2 separate regions of the Homo sapiens genome follow, and region 2 is linked to region 1. Evidence: chromatin loops called from intact Hi-C (ENCODE). Cell type or tissue: PC-9. All regions are shown on one strand. Each heading gives the region's core, and the rest is flanking DNA. Links, peaks and the distances in the headings are about the cores only. Region 1 overlaps PPFIBP1 (PPFIB scaffold protein 1). Region 2 overlaps BMAL2 (basic helix-loop-helix ARNT like 2).

Region 1 (8,343 bases), core at 177-8,176:
CATATGCCCTGTTTTGGCTGATAATATCACCTTCCTCTTAGCTGCATAAGCCAGAAAACTACATCTTGACCTTTACTTGTTTTTTTGTTTGTTTTGTTTTTTTTGAGACAAGGTCTTGGCTCTGTCACACAGGATGGAGTGCAGTGGCATGATCGCGGCTCACTGCAGCCTTGACCTTCTGGGCTCAAGTGATCCTCCCACCTCAGCCTCCCCACTAGCTGGGACCACAGGTGGGTGCGACCATACTCAGCTGATTTTTAAAATTTTTATTTTTAGTAGAGGCCAGGTCTCGCTATATAGCTCAGGCTGGTCTCACACTCCTGAGCTCAAGCAATCCTTTCCCCCTTGGCTTCCCAAAGTGCTGGGGTTACAGATGTGAGACACTGCACCGAGCCATGACCTTAAATTTTAAGATACATTTAGATAAATGCGATCATTATTATTAGCCTTGCTATCCACAATCTTAAAAACTGAAATTTCATGCTCTTTGAGATGTAGGCGAATCAAATTCATTGTACTATTTTGGAATGACATTATTCCTAAGAGTTTGCAAACTTAGTCCCCAGTATTATGGAGGAGTATCAGCGGGTCTGTTTCAACTTGTTATTGCTCTACCCACTCTAACTCTAACCTCATTCTTCCCTTCTTTTTAACTCTTTAAAACCTGGAGACTCATCTATCTCTATTTTCCTTCACAGGCCTACCAACCTAATGTATGCAGGCTACATGGACTGCTTCCTAGATATAAGCAGTTCTGGGATATGTATACCCATAGGAAGACAGGAGTGAGCAACAGCTACTCAAAGTTGTGAAGAAGAAAAGAATAATAAATTCCTATACATGAGCACCTTCTAAAGGAATGTTTTATAAACCATGGGTCACGACTCCTAAAATTAGAATGTACTGAAATAGAATTATTAGACTAAAATCAGTATTTCTTTTTATTAAATAGACAACAAAAGGCTATTTCATCAGGAGTAAAGGTTAAGCATTATCGTGTGAAAATTTTGATTTGATTATTCAGACACACACATACACACACACATACCTGCAACAAATATTGATTGAGGGCCTCCTATGCGCCAGGTATTAGACGCAGAACAGTGAAAAAGACCAAGAAAAGCGAAGCTCTGCCCTTAGGGGGCTGACATTCCAGTGGTTTCAGAGTATGTGCGTGTGTGTGTCTGCACAGGTGTCTACACATTCATGTGTTTTACAGCCTACGAATGCATACTTTATACTGGGTTAAAAACGTTTGAAAACCACTGGAGTGAAAACCACTGAAGTGGCATTGCTTAGAATATGGTCTGTGGACTGGAGCTGGTGCACAAACTGTTACCGGTCTACTGTAAGTACAGAAATTGAGAATAAATGTTTTAAAAATTACATCGCAACTTGGCCTTGCTGTGATATCCAATTATGTGATAATTCTGCTGGCAACTCAATTTTCTTTTTAAATTGAATTTTAGAAAATGAATCAATTCATGATGGAAAAACAAAATGGTCTTTCCCAAGAGATGGTTTGAGCAGCACTGCTCTGGGGGGGCAAACTGGCCAGGTGTCTTGGGAGTAGGTTACATCACACTCTGATTGGAAACTGCAGCCCTGGACCACAGCTGTAAAAAGGTGCAACACAGGGAGCAAGAAAACCCCAACAAATGGGGAGGATGGTCCAGGTCTGTTCTCTTTCCACACATATAAAATGATGAAGACAATTAAACGGCAAGTGGAAAACTGTTAGCACCGACAATAAGGATGGGCTGCTAAGTTCAGAAGAGGTGACACAAAAACCATTTCTGGTTGCGTCAAATTCACATCAGTTGCAGTCACGTAGTTGGACTGCTTATATGTCTAATCACAATGGATCATATCAGCAAAATGAGTCTAATTTCAGGTCTGCTTTAATTACAACAATAAAAGCTATATATTTTGTGTTAAAGTTTCAGTTTGTCACATGGTCAAAAACTCACTGCATTAAAAAGCTGCAAGAACTTGTGAGCACATAAAATCGATTGGGAAGAGTGGTAAAAACTGTGGGCAAGGAAACAGTTTTGTGGAGGAATAAGTTTTTATAAATAATCTTATAAACTCAACAGTTTGTCTTGTAGGTAATTTCTGTTGGTTTCTATTCCAACTGGGTGTCAGTTACACTCTTGGCCATACAGTAAGAGGAATGCCAACACTGCTTGTTCCTTTATAGCATACGTGCTCCTGGCCAGAATTACCAGTTTTCGGCTGTGGGAGAAGAGAAATGAAAACCAGAGCCCTGAAACTTCAAAATATATTCTTAACATTGTTATTTCCTATTACAATATTAAGAGACATATGGAAAATTTGTACAATTAACGAATACTGAGCCAAATACTAAGGGGTAATGTAATGCTTTTCAAATTATTCATATTTCAGTTCTGAGTGAATAGCACTAATTGCTGGCTGAAGGGAGGAGTAATGAGAAGGAGGAAAGTAAAGCCAAAAATTATTCCCCAACCCAGGAGTTGGCAAACTATGACCTATGGTCAAATCTAGCCCACTGCCTGTTTTTATAAAGTTTCTTTGGAACACAGTCACATTCATTCGTTTACGTATCATCTATGGTGGCTTTCATGCCACAACAGCAAAGTTGAGTAGTTGTAACTCACGAAGCCTAAAATATTTACTATCTGGCTCTTTGCAGAAAATGTTTCCAGCCCCTTCCCTAACCTACCTTATCCTACAGCCTCCTGAAAGTGCACAGACTCTTCTCTCATTCACCCATTGATTACACAATATTTATTAAGTACCTACTGCATATCAGGCACTATTCTAAGTGATGAAGGTACAGTAGTGAAGAAAAAGAAAGAAAATAGAAGAGGAAAAAAAGTAAAAAGTTGTTGCTCTGATGGCGCATACATTGTAACGGCAAGAAACCACAAAAAATAAACAGTTTAAATATATAGCAGGTGAGAAGGTGATTGATAAGTGTTATGGGAAAAATAACGAAGCAAGCAAGAGGAATAACATTAACATTAGCTTACTCTGTACCGGGCACTGTTTTTAGTGCTTTTCATATATCAATTCAATTAATCCTTACAATAACCCTAAGGACACAATACTTATCCCCACTTTATTGGTGATCAAACTGAGGCACAGAAAGTGATCAAACTGAGGCACCAAGTCACACAGCTAGAAAATGATGTGAAGTCAGACAGTCTGGCAGCAGAGCGCATCCTCTTAATTATATACCGTGCCAGCTCTTTGTGCAGAAAGGGAATGGCAGGCACTTAAAAGTTTTGATCAGATAATCATGGAAGGCCCCACTGATAAAGTGACATTGATTAAAACCTTGAAGAAAGTGAAGGGAGAAAGTCACAGAAATATCTGAGAAGAGCTTCCAGGGAGAAACAACAGTAAATGCAAAGGCCCCTAGAAGGGAGAGCTTCATGTAGTTGATGTTTGAGGTTAGTGGGCCGGAAGCTGGTGAGCCAGAGGGTTAGTAGGGAATGTGGTCCCAGAGGCACAGAAGGCGTGGTGGGAGTGGTGGGGTAGTGGAATCTGGGGCCTCCATGGCAGCCAGGCTTTGACTTCAATTGAGCATGGAGATGGAAGGCCACTGGAGGGTTCTGAGCCAAGGAATGACATGATCTGATTTCTGTTTTAAGAAGTATCCTTCCTAAGAACACACTGCAGGGGTGACAGAGGTAGAAGCAAGAACAGTCAGAAAACAACTGCAACAATTCAGATGAGAGGTGTTCTATTGGTGGCTCGGGTCAGGGTGTGAGCAGTAGAGATGGTGATGGGACACTAGCTATGTATGTATGTGTGAATACACACATAGTAAATATGTGCGTGTATATATATGTAAATATATATATAAAATGTATGTATGTGTGAATACACATATAGTAAATATATATGTATATATATAAACGCATATTGCTATATATTCTGAATACAAAATGTATATTACTATACATATTAGGATGCATTACACATATGAATTAAGTTATAATTTAGAGAGTGAAATGCACAGATCTTTACTGCACAGTTTGATGTGTTCTGACAAATACATACACCTATGTAACATACCCCTAACAAAGACAGCAACGTTTCTATTGCCCTGTGTATATTTTTGATGTAAATGCCAACAGAACTGGATATAGCATTTGGGAGAAAGGACAAACTCAAGACTATGGCCTAAGCCATAGGAGGATGGAGTGGCCATTTACTGAGGCAACTAACTGCCCACTCTCAACTTCTGAGTATGACAGCATTTCCCTCATCCATCAAAGGAAGGAAACAGGAGGAACTATAAAAATATCTTCTGGGTGAGTCATTACCCTGTCATCCTTTACACTGAAATTTGATGAAATACAGCCAGCCCTCCATATCTGTGGGTGCATCATCAGTGGATTCAAAGAACTATGAATAGAAAATATTTGAAAAAAAAATGTGTCTGTGACTAAACATTTACAGACTTTTTCTTGTCATTATTCCCTAAACAACACAACAAAGATTTACCTAGCATTTATATTGTATTGGGTGTTATAAGTAATCTAGTGATGATTTAAAGTATACAGGAGGATATTCTTACGTTATAGGCAAATTCGATGCCATTTTATATCAGGGACTTGAGCATCTCTGGATTTTGATATCTGTGGGAGGTCGTGGGACCAACTCCCCGTGGATACCCAGTGACGGCTGTGCCTGGATCTCGTATATAAAAACTGAATGTCATGGCAGAATACTCAAGGAAGATTACCGCATCATCAAGTACTCCTATAGCACTTGTCTCTCCCCACACCCATTCTCTCTCAGCCTCTGTTACCAAGTACCATATGGAACCACTGGTTATCTCTAATAGATGTTATACTTGGCTAAGGAAAAAGTGTATCTCTGGCAAGCAGCCTCACTTAACCAGGTCCTTGGAATGTTGTCTCTACTAGATCGAGCTTTTTAAGGACTAAAGACCCACTCTTAAAATTTCTCTATCAAGTCTATGGCAATGAAAAGAGGCAGATTCTGTAAAATATTTTGAAGAGATTTATTCTGAGCCAAACATGAGTGACCAACAGCCTGTGACACAGCCCTCAGGAGATCCTGAGAACATGTGCCCAAGGTGGTCAGGCTACAACTTGCTTTTATACATTTTAGGGAGACGTGAGGCATCAATTGATACATGTAAGATCTACATTGGTTCAGTCCAGAAAGGGAGCACAATTTGGGGGAGGGAGGTTGGTTAGTTCCAGATTATAGGTAGATTCAATGAATTTCTGATTGGCAATTGGTTGAAAAAGTTGTTATTATCTAAAGACTTACTATCAATAGAAAGGGATGTCTGGGTTAAGATGAGGGGTTGTGGAGACCAAGGTTTTATCATGCAGATAAAGCCTCCAGGTAGGAAGCTTCAGAGAATAGATTGTCAATGTTTCTTATCAGACTTTAAAAGATTATTCTATCAGTAATTCCAAAAAGGAAGAGGGAATAATGAGTCATGTTGGGCTCCCCCTTCCCATCACGGCCTAAACTAGTTTTTCGGGTTAACTTTGGAATGCCCTTGGCCGAGAGGAGGGGTCCATTCAGGTGGTTGGAATTTTATTTTTGGTTTACACTTACCATGGTGATCATGAAATAAATAACAACTATTTGTATCCATCAAAACAAAACTATTCCTTTATCATCACCAAACATGCTTTGCAGTACTGCATAGGAAAGAATAGAATATTAATGGACTTGTTAGACTCTGACTCTTTCATGTCTTAGAGAATCAACTTAGATTTTGTTTTCATTTCAATAAAAGTTCTGACAACCCGTAACTTTCAGGAGAGAGGGAATGAGGGAGGCAGAGAAGCAGAAGAGAGTAAATGTGTTGAGTTGTCTTGACAGGAACTTGAAAACTTGCTTTTACCACAGCTACATGTTGAATGACGTGGGCAGGACTACTAAATGATCAATATAGTCAGGATTTTCCATATTTTACTATGTCTCATAGGACTAGTGCTCCAAAGTGACATGAATAAATTTATACATTTACTCATATACATACATATATATAGTCAGCCCTCTGTATCCATGAATTTCATATCTATGAATTTAACCAACCACAGATTTAAAATATTCAAATAAAAAAAGAAATTTAAAAATACAGTAGAGCAACTATTTATATAGCATTTGCATTGTAGTAGGTATTCTAAGTAATATAGAGATGATTTAACATATACGGGAGGATGTGTGAAGGTTATAGGCAAATACTACATCATTTCATATAAGGAACTTGAGCCGCTATGGATTTTTGGGATCCTCAGGAGATCCTAGAACCAATCCTCCATGGATACCAAGGGACAATTGTACTTTATTCACAAAGTATTTCTCATTTACCTACCATGTACCAGAAACTGATCTAGGAACTGAGGAGCTTCCATTTGATTGACCGTCTCCAATTCTGTATTTGCTTCCAATTAAGTCCATCTTGTGGACCAGGTGAAGGGATCCCACCTGCCAAGAGACATACCTTTTCCCTAGCTAAGTACAGCATCTGCCTTATTTTTAAGTGGCACCTCGAAACTTGAGTATTCTAAGTGATCGGGGTATACATTCTACTTAATGGGGTGTTTATTTGAGCCTAAAAACAAGGCTGCGGAACAACATACTTTTCAAATTTTTGGTATTTATGCCACCTCTATTGGATGTCTTTGAATTATCTTCATATAAGGATGCTTCAATTCCTGCCCTCCGTTAAAGAATAATAGAGTGTTAAAAATTTATTTTTCCACATGAAACATCTTGCTGCCTCTTGATTTAGCTGTACCAAGCACAGCCAGAGGAAGTTGAGTTGGCTCCACTTCAAATGCCTGCTGTCTAATCTTGACTGGGCACTTAATGTTACTCAAGAATCCTTTTATCCATCATTAGTTCCCTCCCTGTCACATTTCTCATAATGGCTGTCTCTAAAAATTCCTATAAAACTCTCCCCTAACCTGTTCCTATTCCTCCAACACTTAATCTCAGCAGATTACTCCAGATCCCCCCACACTGAGAATCTCAAAGCCAATCCTGGGGAACCCTCTATCTAAAGCTCCTTTGTAGACTTGCTTGTCTGTTCTTGGCCCCTGGCCTTCCATCACAGGAAGAGTCTCCGCCCTTTTATTCTTGATCTCATGCCAAGCTTTCAGACAATTATTCCTTCACTCTTTTACATCTTCAATCTCTTCCATTCCTCTGTTTCGTTCTGCTAAACTAAGAAATATGTTGAAAACCTTCTGGATCTAAAAATCCCAGCCCCAAACAAACAAAAAACACTCCCAGACACTTCCCTCACCCTTCCTGTGTTACGATCCAGTGCTTACTCTCCACAATGATGCCCTTGGAATGAGTAGTCACACAGTCTGCTCCACGGTCCCCTCCAATCTGGCTGCCACCTGAACATCACCCCCAAAATGCCATCAAAGATCATCATCTCTTGAAGAGATTACAGGGCTACAAAGTAGAAGAGGAGGGATTCAAACAGAACCAAAAAAAAAAAAAAATCTGCAAACAACCTAAATGTCCACCAGTGGGGTTCTCAAAATATACTGATAAAACTGAGTTCTGGAAATTTTGGGAAGAAAGCACAAAAACAGCCAGATTTTTAAAGAAAAATATCTCTCATGCCCTATGTATTATGCTTGAAAACAATGCAGATGGGGTATAAAAAGGAAAGGAGGGAAAAGAGGAGGGAGGAAGGCAGAGAGGGAAAAGAATTGAGAACGGAAAAAAGAAAACAATAACAACTAATATTTATTAAGTGCTTAGTAAGTACCCAAGCGATTTAGAACAAACATACTATTATTCCCTTTTTATAGAAGAGGAAAATGAGGCATGGAAACATTTAAATGTCTCCCCCAAATTGCCACTTTCATGCAAACTTTGCCTTTATCCGCCAGATGACTAGTGATATCTGAGTTATCCTGGGACAATTCTTTTGGGGGAGGGCTTGGGTCTCAGCTGAGGCCACCAGGATGGCTGAGGGCAGTCACCAGCAGGGATTGGAGTGTGGCTGGTCCCTGACCCTGCCCTGTGGACACCATTTTCTTCCCTCTACTCTGCCTCTTTTGTGGAAAATGATACCACTGGGAGTTATGAGATGTTACAGAGCATATTGCTCAAACAAATTTTCCAGGCTTCATTTTCCTTGTTTGTAAAATGAGATTAAACCAGATAAATGTAATCCTTTTTCCACATCTATAACCCAAGATTATTACTGTGAAGTTGGAACTAGATGAATCATTACCTTATTATAGACTATGCCTATAAGCAAGTACAGGAATATTTGACTCAACTTTTAAGTGATTGCTTTGTGCTAGTAAATACCATAAATTCCTCCTTGAG
Region 2 (8,343 bases), core at 26-8,025, 280 kb after region 1:
GAGTGGTTTTTGAAGTCTAAAAGGTGGCTTTAGGTAAGTTAAGCCACATCTGCACTGCTTTGTTATGTTGTCAATTAAGATTAAAAAAAAATAAATGTTACCTTTTTTTCTGTTAAGTTTAATCTTCTTTGGTATCACCCTATCAATTTTGCTACTACCCTATCAATATATTTCTGGATTCAGATTATATCTATCTCCTCCCTAAGCCTCCCCAAAGTATGCCATGTGCAAAAGTGACCACAAGAACATCACTATCTTCAAACCAAGCTATCATGTTGAACAAAAAAGCCAAAGAGAGAACAGCAGGTAATTTATTCACTATAGCCATATTCAACATAGGCAAAGTGAGAGCCCAAGGCAGAGTTATAGGGGAAAGTAAAAGGTTGACACGAGGGAAGAGATATGAATGGTTAGAATGGACTCAGGCAATCACTTAGCAGGTGGGAAAACTGAACTAATCTGGATTGGGGTAAATAGTCTGGGAGTAAAACTGTAAACAATGCCAAGGTGTCAGAGAGCCCCAGGGATTATGCTGTGCTAGCCTCACCATTTAAAATGAGCCACAGGGGATCTGGTTACCTGATTATGACATGTCTGTCAGACCAGTAAGGATGGGCCAGGGAATCTCCCAGGATTGCTCAATGCAACAGTACATATATTTTAGAGCATGTTTAAGGTAAGATGTGGATTTGCTTGCATTGCTCATACTGGACTGTGTACTAAAGGTTGCCTTAAAATCGGCAGGTGTCCTAGATCTCCTGCACAGTACATACTAAGGTTGGTTCTTCCTAGCTGATCCTAAGGGCATGGCACTCAGGATAAAACACAAACCAACTGCATGGGTGTGAACATCAGAAGAATAATGTTTATGTTTTAACCTTAGAATATATTCAAACCAGTTTTCCAGTTTGCAGTACAACCTCGTTGAAAGGATATTTTTTTTAAAAAAAAGCTAGTCTATTCCCCTATATGGATGGCCACCTGGTGAGTGGTACTTGTCAGCTGTGGTCCTACAATGTCCTGCAGATCAATTAGTAAATATTCCTCAAGCACCTACTGTGAACAAGATGCTGAGCTGAGGGCTGGAGATATGATGGTGGCAAAAGAGACTAATCCTTCATGGAACTCAAAAATCTAACAGATCCTCCTGTGTATCCTGGAGTTCTACCAGGTATTAATCAAAGGCTTTGAATGCCTCTGGTGGTATGGGCAAATGAAGGGGAAGGCCAAAATTATTGAGAAATAAGATCATTTATGCATATTAGTGAAGAAAATGCAGCGTGTAATCTTGAAGTTTTGATGTACATAAAATAGCCATATCACTTCCCTGTGTGACATTCAATGCCAAAGATGTTGGGTTTATCTCGTACTTGACTACTGCACTAAGCTACACTTAGTCCACCTAGTGTTGCTATAACAGAATATCTGAGACTAGGTAATTTATCAATAAAAAGGGTTTATTTGGCTCATGATTCTAATAGTGGGAAAGTTCAAGATGGGACATCTGCTTCTGGTGAGGGCCTCAGGCTGCATCCACTCAAGGTGGAAGGTAAAGGGGAGCCAGAGTGTGCAGAGATCACATGGGGAGAGTGAAAGCAAGAGGGCAGGGTGCACCAGGCTCTTTTTAGCAACCAGCTTTAACAAACAATTAGAGTGAGAACTCGTTTACCCTCAAGGAAGGACGTTAACCTATTCATGAAGGATCCACCCCATGACCCAAATACCTCCCATTAGGCCCCACCTTCAACACTGGAGATCAAACTTCAACATGAGGTTTGGAGGGGGCAAACATCCGAACCATCTCAACTACACACCTATGGTTTTGAATTTTAAGAGTCTTAAAGTATATCTTCAAAAACTGTGACATCAACTGGGAGCCACGGTCTGACAGCAGACTATGGGAAAAGAATGTCTTCTTCAGCATTGGTGGACAACAGCCACATAGGAAAAGTGAGAATCATGGCAAAGGGTGGGAGTAACACTTTAAAAACAAAGGTTTAGGCCGGGCATGGTGGCTCACGCCTGTAATCCTAGCACTTTGGGAGGCCAAGGTGGGTGGATCACCTGAGGTCAGGAGTTCGAGACCAGCCTGGCCAACATGGTGAAACCCCATCTCTACTAAAAATACAAAAATTAGCCGGGCACAGTGGCATGCGCACCTGTAGTCCCAGCTACTCAGGAGGCTGACACAGGAGAATCGCTTGAACCTGGGAGGCAGAGGGTGCAGTGAGCTGAGATTGTGCCACTGCACTCCAGCCTGGGTGACAGAGTGAGACTCCGCCTCAAAACAAACAAACAAACAAACAAAACAAAGGTTTAATCATCACATTCAGGAGATAAGATAAAGTGGGAATAAGTAAGAAGGTAAATCAAAGTTTATAAGACAGAAAGATCAGAAACATGGGAGGGAAATTAGTATGAGTTGGATTCGGACAAGCAGTTAAGAATAAGGACAAAAACAGTTATCAAGTCCAGTAGACTAAAATGGTTCCCAAGCTCATTCATTTGTTCACACATTGTCTCTCGTCTGATGGAACAGAAAAGTGAAAGGTTTTCTGGCTAATTTTTTAATCTATTATTTGATTCAACTATAATTATTCCCTTTTAAATATTTGCTTCAATATGGAAAAATAAACTAGTCTTGCTCTTAAAGATAAAAATTACTAAAAAACATTTGGAGAAAATCCTAAAAACATACCTGGTTTTCTTACTTTGCAATAAAAGATTAATAGAGGGGAAAAAGAACAAAACAAATTATCAGCCAGGTGTGGTGGGTCATGCCTGTAATCCCAGCACTTTTGGAAAGCCCAGATGGGCAGATAGCTTGAGCCCAGGAGTTGGAGACCCGCCTGGGCAACATGACAAAATCCCATTTCTACAAAAAAAACAAAAGTACAAAAATTAGCTGGGCATGGTGGCATGCGTCTGTGACACCAGCCACTCCAGAGGCAGAGGATGATGCAGGAGAATCACTTGAGCCCAAGGCGTGGAGGCTGCAGTGAACCGTGATCATACTATTGTACTCCAGCCTGGGCAAGAGTGAACCCTGTCTCAATAAAATAAACAATAATAAAAAAAGAAATTATCCTGTCCAATTTACTCATCTTAAAGCTGAGAAAACTTAGGCTCAGAGTGGTGAAATAATATGCCCAGCTGTGTTTTACATGTCAGTTTAAATAAAAGAAAATAAAAAAAACAGAACTTAAAACAGTTCTCATGCATGTCCCATCCTCAATTACTGCAGAAACTGAAAAGGAAAGAAAGACACCTAGAATGAATTTCAATGCCACTGCAGAATGCAGCCCTCCCCAGCACTACCTTTTAGCAAGTGAGCAGGGGGCATTTTTGGGGGGAAGCAGTTGCAGTTTGCACCAATTGAGGAAATCTATAAACATATTGTACCTGGATTTCAAAAAGACATTTTTCAAAGCTGGAGAGTAGTGGGCTACACTTTTAAGCTTTTCATGATAGCCTTGAGAAAAAAATGGGGATGAATTAAAAGAGTTTGAGGCAGAAATACCAGTTAGGAAGCCATCCACTGCCATGAACAGGAATGACCAAGAGAGTGATGAAAATGAGGACGACGTCACTACTGTAGGTGGGACCACAGCTGCAGCTGCTGACATCCCCACCACTGCTGCAAATAATATCATCTTTTACTGATTCCTGACACGCCAGGCACCATATGCTTTACATATTTTATACAATCCTCACAGGTCTATGGTGTTTACTATCCCCATTTAGCATGTGAGAAAACCAAGGCTCAGAGAAATAAAGCAACTTTGCTATGTCATCTTGGCTACACTACAATCCTCAGTTATTGTGTCAAACAGTTTTCTAGGTGTTGTTGTGAACGTATTTTGTAGATGTGATTAAAGCCCATGATCAGTTGACCTCAAGTGAGAGAGATTATCCTAGATAATCTGGGTAGGCCTGATTTAATCAGTTGAACAGTCTTAAAAGCAGAGCGGAGTCTTCCTTGAGGAAAAAGAAACTCCACCTGTGAACAGCAGGGTCCGTCTGTGCTGGAGTTCAGCCTGCCTTTACTGACAACCTGCTCTGTGGGTTTCAGTCTTGCCTAACCAGCCCCACAGTTGCATAAACCAATCCCTTGCAATTAATCTCTTAATATATATCTCCTATTGGTTCTGCTCTTCTGGTTGAACCTTGACTAATACACATGCCAAACATCACACAATCATTAGGTGAAAGACCTCAGATGCTCTCAAAGTCAAAGTAGGCCAGTATTCCACACTCCCTCCCAGAAGATCAGTTTTAGACATCAGCACTCCATAGAAATGGAACCACATCCAAATGCCTTGCAGACACTAAAGGAATGCAATCTAGGGCAAGGTTAAAAGCTCTGAAGGCCACTCTGCCTGGGTTCAAGCCCTAGTTCTGCCGCCTTAATCTTAGGCAATGTACTTAAATTCTCTATGCCTCAGTTTCCTCATCTGAAACATGGATTAACAATAGTACCTACCTCATAAGTTGCTGGGGATCTAATGAATTATACCATGCAAAGCATTTAGAACACCTAGCACATAGTAAATACTCAATAAAGATGAAGAATTTTAACTATTTAACAGAACCAAAAAGAGAATTATAGAAGCTGAGCTTTTGAAACAGGGCAAAGAGGGAGGAGAAACACTCATGATGACTATAAGGAAACTGGAGTCAAGGGAAACCACTCATTTGTGATGCAGAATGTAATCAGAGTGATATAAGCACTGAAGAATGCTTCCCTGACTATGACCATTCCAGAAAAGGCCAGCATTTCATAGGCATTATACCTAATCCAGGGATGGGCAAAAGCAAGAAACCACAGTTCATCAGAATTTCAGTTCTATATCAACACAGAAAAGTCCCCTAACTTGTTCTAGGCCTGACTGATACAAAAGAAGAATGCAGGGTTTAACATTTTCAACATCAGCAGGTTTTTCCAAAGGCACAAAAACGTATTTAGATTTGGATGGTCTACACCGAGATCATTGTTATATACTGGAAAATACAGCTCAACAAAATATAATTCCTGTAGGTTATGAGCAAATAGTAGACACAATGTAGGCCATTATCATGATTCACACTAGTCAAGCATGTTGGATATGCCAAATTCTACACAAAGCCTATAAAAGATACATGATTCCCGACAACTCAAGTAGCAACAAGATGAGACACCTTCCGTTTAACTTTGGGGAAAAAATGCATCAGTGTTCATAAATACATCTGTATATCTTTTCACTGAATGGCGATTATTCTAGAAAAAAGGAAAGAGCCTTTTTTTAAAAAAGGAAGCAGGACACTGCAACAAGCAAATGTTAAAGTTTTACAAATACAGTATAGATGTTAAATACAGTGTTTAAACACAATATAGACTTTAAAAGCAATAAAACCCAAAGTGATATTTATGGCTTTAATACGATCTCGGCATAATATGCCCTACAAACAATGATGATCACAATCTAAATTTGCTTCCATGTGCTTCCTAGAGAAACAGCGAAAGAAAATTATTTCTAAACCTTTTGCTAAATAATTTGCTCTGGATGCCTTCTAAACTTTGAGGTGCGAATTGAACATCCCTCTAAGATCAGGCTGTTTTGCTTATGACCACATACCCCAGAGGTAGCTATGATTATTGTTGAAAGGAAGTGATAAGCCAAAAGTGCTAGCATTTCAAGTTGAAAACTAAAGAAAAGGAGAATTGTCCTAAAGAAGCCACTAGCACCATGATGCATGGAGAATTGGATTTAGTCTCTCTTTTCTAGGTCAGAGTGGTTGCCTCGGTGACTTGTTACAGAAGAGATGGCCTACCTACAATGCAATATTGTTTGTTTCCATGGTAGTGTAAGCACAGCCTATCTTTGGGTGCCATGTAAACTCAAAGAGAAAATTTAATTCTCCAACCAGGGAGCTGGTACGTGTTCAAGGAAAGAAGATAGAGCTGGAAACTGTGTTCACTGTTTCATCAAAACTTTTCTCTAGATCTTTAACAAAACAATTATTAGTCTGGATAATCTTCTATTCCTTTTAACATCTATTGATAATGCCCTCTGTCAAGTATTCAATCAATTTCAATCCCATCTACTGTATGGATGGTATAGATTCAATCTACAGATCAGATGTATACTGATCTATCTCTTAAAATCTGCATTTCTATAAAATACACTTATAGCTTAAGTACTCTATTGGCACAATAACATATTCTCGCTATATTCTCTGCTTCTAAATAAGAGACAATGTATTTTGATATATAGAGTTTCTGTTTACAAGTAACTTCTAAGACAGAGTTCCTCTGCATTGTAACTGAATTAAAATAAGAACAACTGGCTGGGTGCAGTGGCTCATGCCTGTAATCCCAGTACTTTGGGAGGCCAAGGTGGGCAGATCACTTGAGGCTTGGAGTTCGAGACCAGCCTGACCATCATGATGAAACCACGTCTCTACTAAAAAAATACAAAATTAGCTGGCTGTGGTGGTGCACACCTGTGGTCCCAGATATTCGGGAGGCTGAGGCATGAGAATTGCTTGAACCCAGGAGGTGGAGGTTGCAGTGAGCCGAGATCACACCACTGCACTTTGGCCTGGGCGACAGAGTGAGATTCTGTCTCAAAAATAAAAAAAATAAATAAAAACAAAACAAACAAACAAGACATCTCCTGATGTCACCACACTTAGCTGTTTCCATGAGTGCTCTTTTCATATTAGGAGTATGTTCAGACACAGGGCACCGGATTTCTTATTGTTTAAAAACCTTCATTAAGTGTTTGTATCGGAAGTCAAGGCTGAGGGTCTTCAGCTTTGTCCCATGGAACTGCACAGGAAAAGTCTGTAAGTGCTCCAGGTTCTTTTCTGCGAGCATATCTGGAGCACGTACCCACATCAAGGGCACAGAGTGATGGGGATGGTAGAACAACATAGGTCATTATGCCGAATAAATGTGGAAAGTGCAGATACCTGCTTCCCAATAGGCTGTCACGGAAATAAATGAAATAGTACTTATGCTTTTCAGAAGAATGTGAAGTATATTTAAAGAGATAAGTAGCTGCGCTAACCAAATCCAGCAGCACGTCAAAAAGCTTATCTACCATGATCAAATAGGCTTTATCCGTGGGGAGCAAGTTTGGTTCAACATATGCAAATCAATAAATATGATTCATTGTATAAACAGAACTACAGACAAAAACCACGTGATTATCTCAACAGATGCAGAAAAGGTTTTTGATAAAATTCAACACCTTTTGATGTTAAAAACCCTCAACAAAATAGGTATTAAAGGAACATACCTCAAAATAATAAGAGCCATCTACAACAAACCCACAGCCAACATAATACCATCATACTGAATGAGCAAAAGCTGGCAGCATTCCCCTTGAAAACTGGCACAAGACAAGGATGTCCTGTCTTACCACTCTTACTCAACATAGTATTAGAAGTCCTCGCCAGAGCAATCAGTCAAGAGGAAGAAATAAGGGCATCCAAGTAAGAAGAAAGGAAGTCAAACTATCCCTTTTTGCAGATGACATGATTCTGTATCTAGAAAACCCTATAGTCTCGGGCCAAAAGCACCTTAAGCCGATGCATAATTTCAGCAAAGTCTCAGGATACAAAATCAATGTGCAAAAATCACTAGCATTCCGATACATAAACAACAGTCAAGCTGAGAGCCAAATCAGGCATGCAGTCCCATTCTTAACCACCACAAAAAGAATAAAATACATAGGAATACAGTTAACAGGGAGGGGAAAAATCTCTACAATGAGAATGACAAAACACTGCTCAAAGAAATCAGAGATGACACAGAAAATGGAAAAACATTCCATGCTCATGGATAGGAAGAATCAATATTGTTAAAATGGACTATCTACTACCCAAAGCAGTTTGTAGTTTCAATACTATTCCTATCAAACTACCAATGACATTCTTCACGGAACCAGAAGAAACTACTTTAAAATGCATATGGAACCAAAAAAAAAGCCCGAATAGCCAAGGCAATCCTAAGCAAAAAGAACAAAGCTGGAAGTATCACCATTGCCTAACTTCAAACTATACTACAAAGCAACAGTAACCAAAAAGCATGGGAGGGGTACAAAAACAGACATATAGACTATTGGAACAGAATAGAGAGCTCAGAAACAAGGCCACACACCTACAACCATGTGATCTTCGACAAAGCTGACAAAAACAAGCAACCAGGAAAGGACTCCCTCCCTATTCAATAAATGGTGCTGGGATAACTGGCTAGCAATATGCAAAAGACTGAAACTGAACCCCTTCCTTATGCCATATACAAAAGCCAACTCAAGATGGATTAAAGACTTAAATGTAAAATCCAAAACCATAAAA

Evidence for each region. Hi-C counts contacts between places; a loop is a spot of excess contacts. Peaks named below come from ENCODE experiments on the same cell type or tissue, not always from the same donor. Only the 100,000 strongest peaks of a DNase experiment are listed, where the experiment ranks them.
Region 2: a loop joins it to region 1, with 14 times the contacts of the local background. A loop is called at or near these places in 2 of 110 quality-filtered maps.

What each region holds. Positions count from the first base shown.
Region 1 is chr12:27,615,470-27,623,812 of GRCh38, reverse strand. The region is part of intron 2 of PPFIBP1 (PPFIB scaffold protein 1); the gene reads right to left. Among named protein-coding and RNA genes, the nearest start is that of REP15, 77 kb to the left of the region's middle. In PC-9, for the core only: no CTCF peak of the experiment used is centred there; DNase peaks (open chromatin) are centred at 4,322 and 5,512; H3K27ac peaks cover 962 bases.
Region 2 is chr12:27,340,220-27,348,562 of GRCh38, reverse strand. The region is part of intron 1 of BMAL2 (basic helix-loop-helix ARNT like 2); the gene reads right to left. Among named protein-coding and RNA genes, the nearest start is that of BMAL2, 12 kb to the right of the region's middle. In PC-9, for the core only: no CTCF peak of the experiment used is centred there; DNase peaks (open chromatin) are centred at 4,102, 4,772 and 7,412; H3K4me3 peaks cover 1,786 bases; H3K27ac peaks cover 5,779 bases.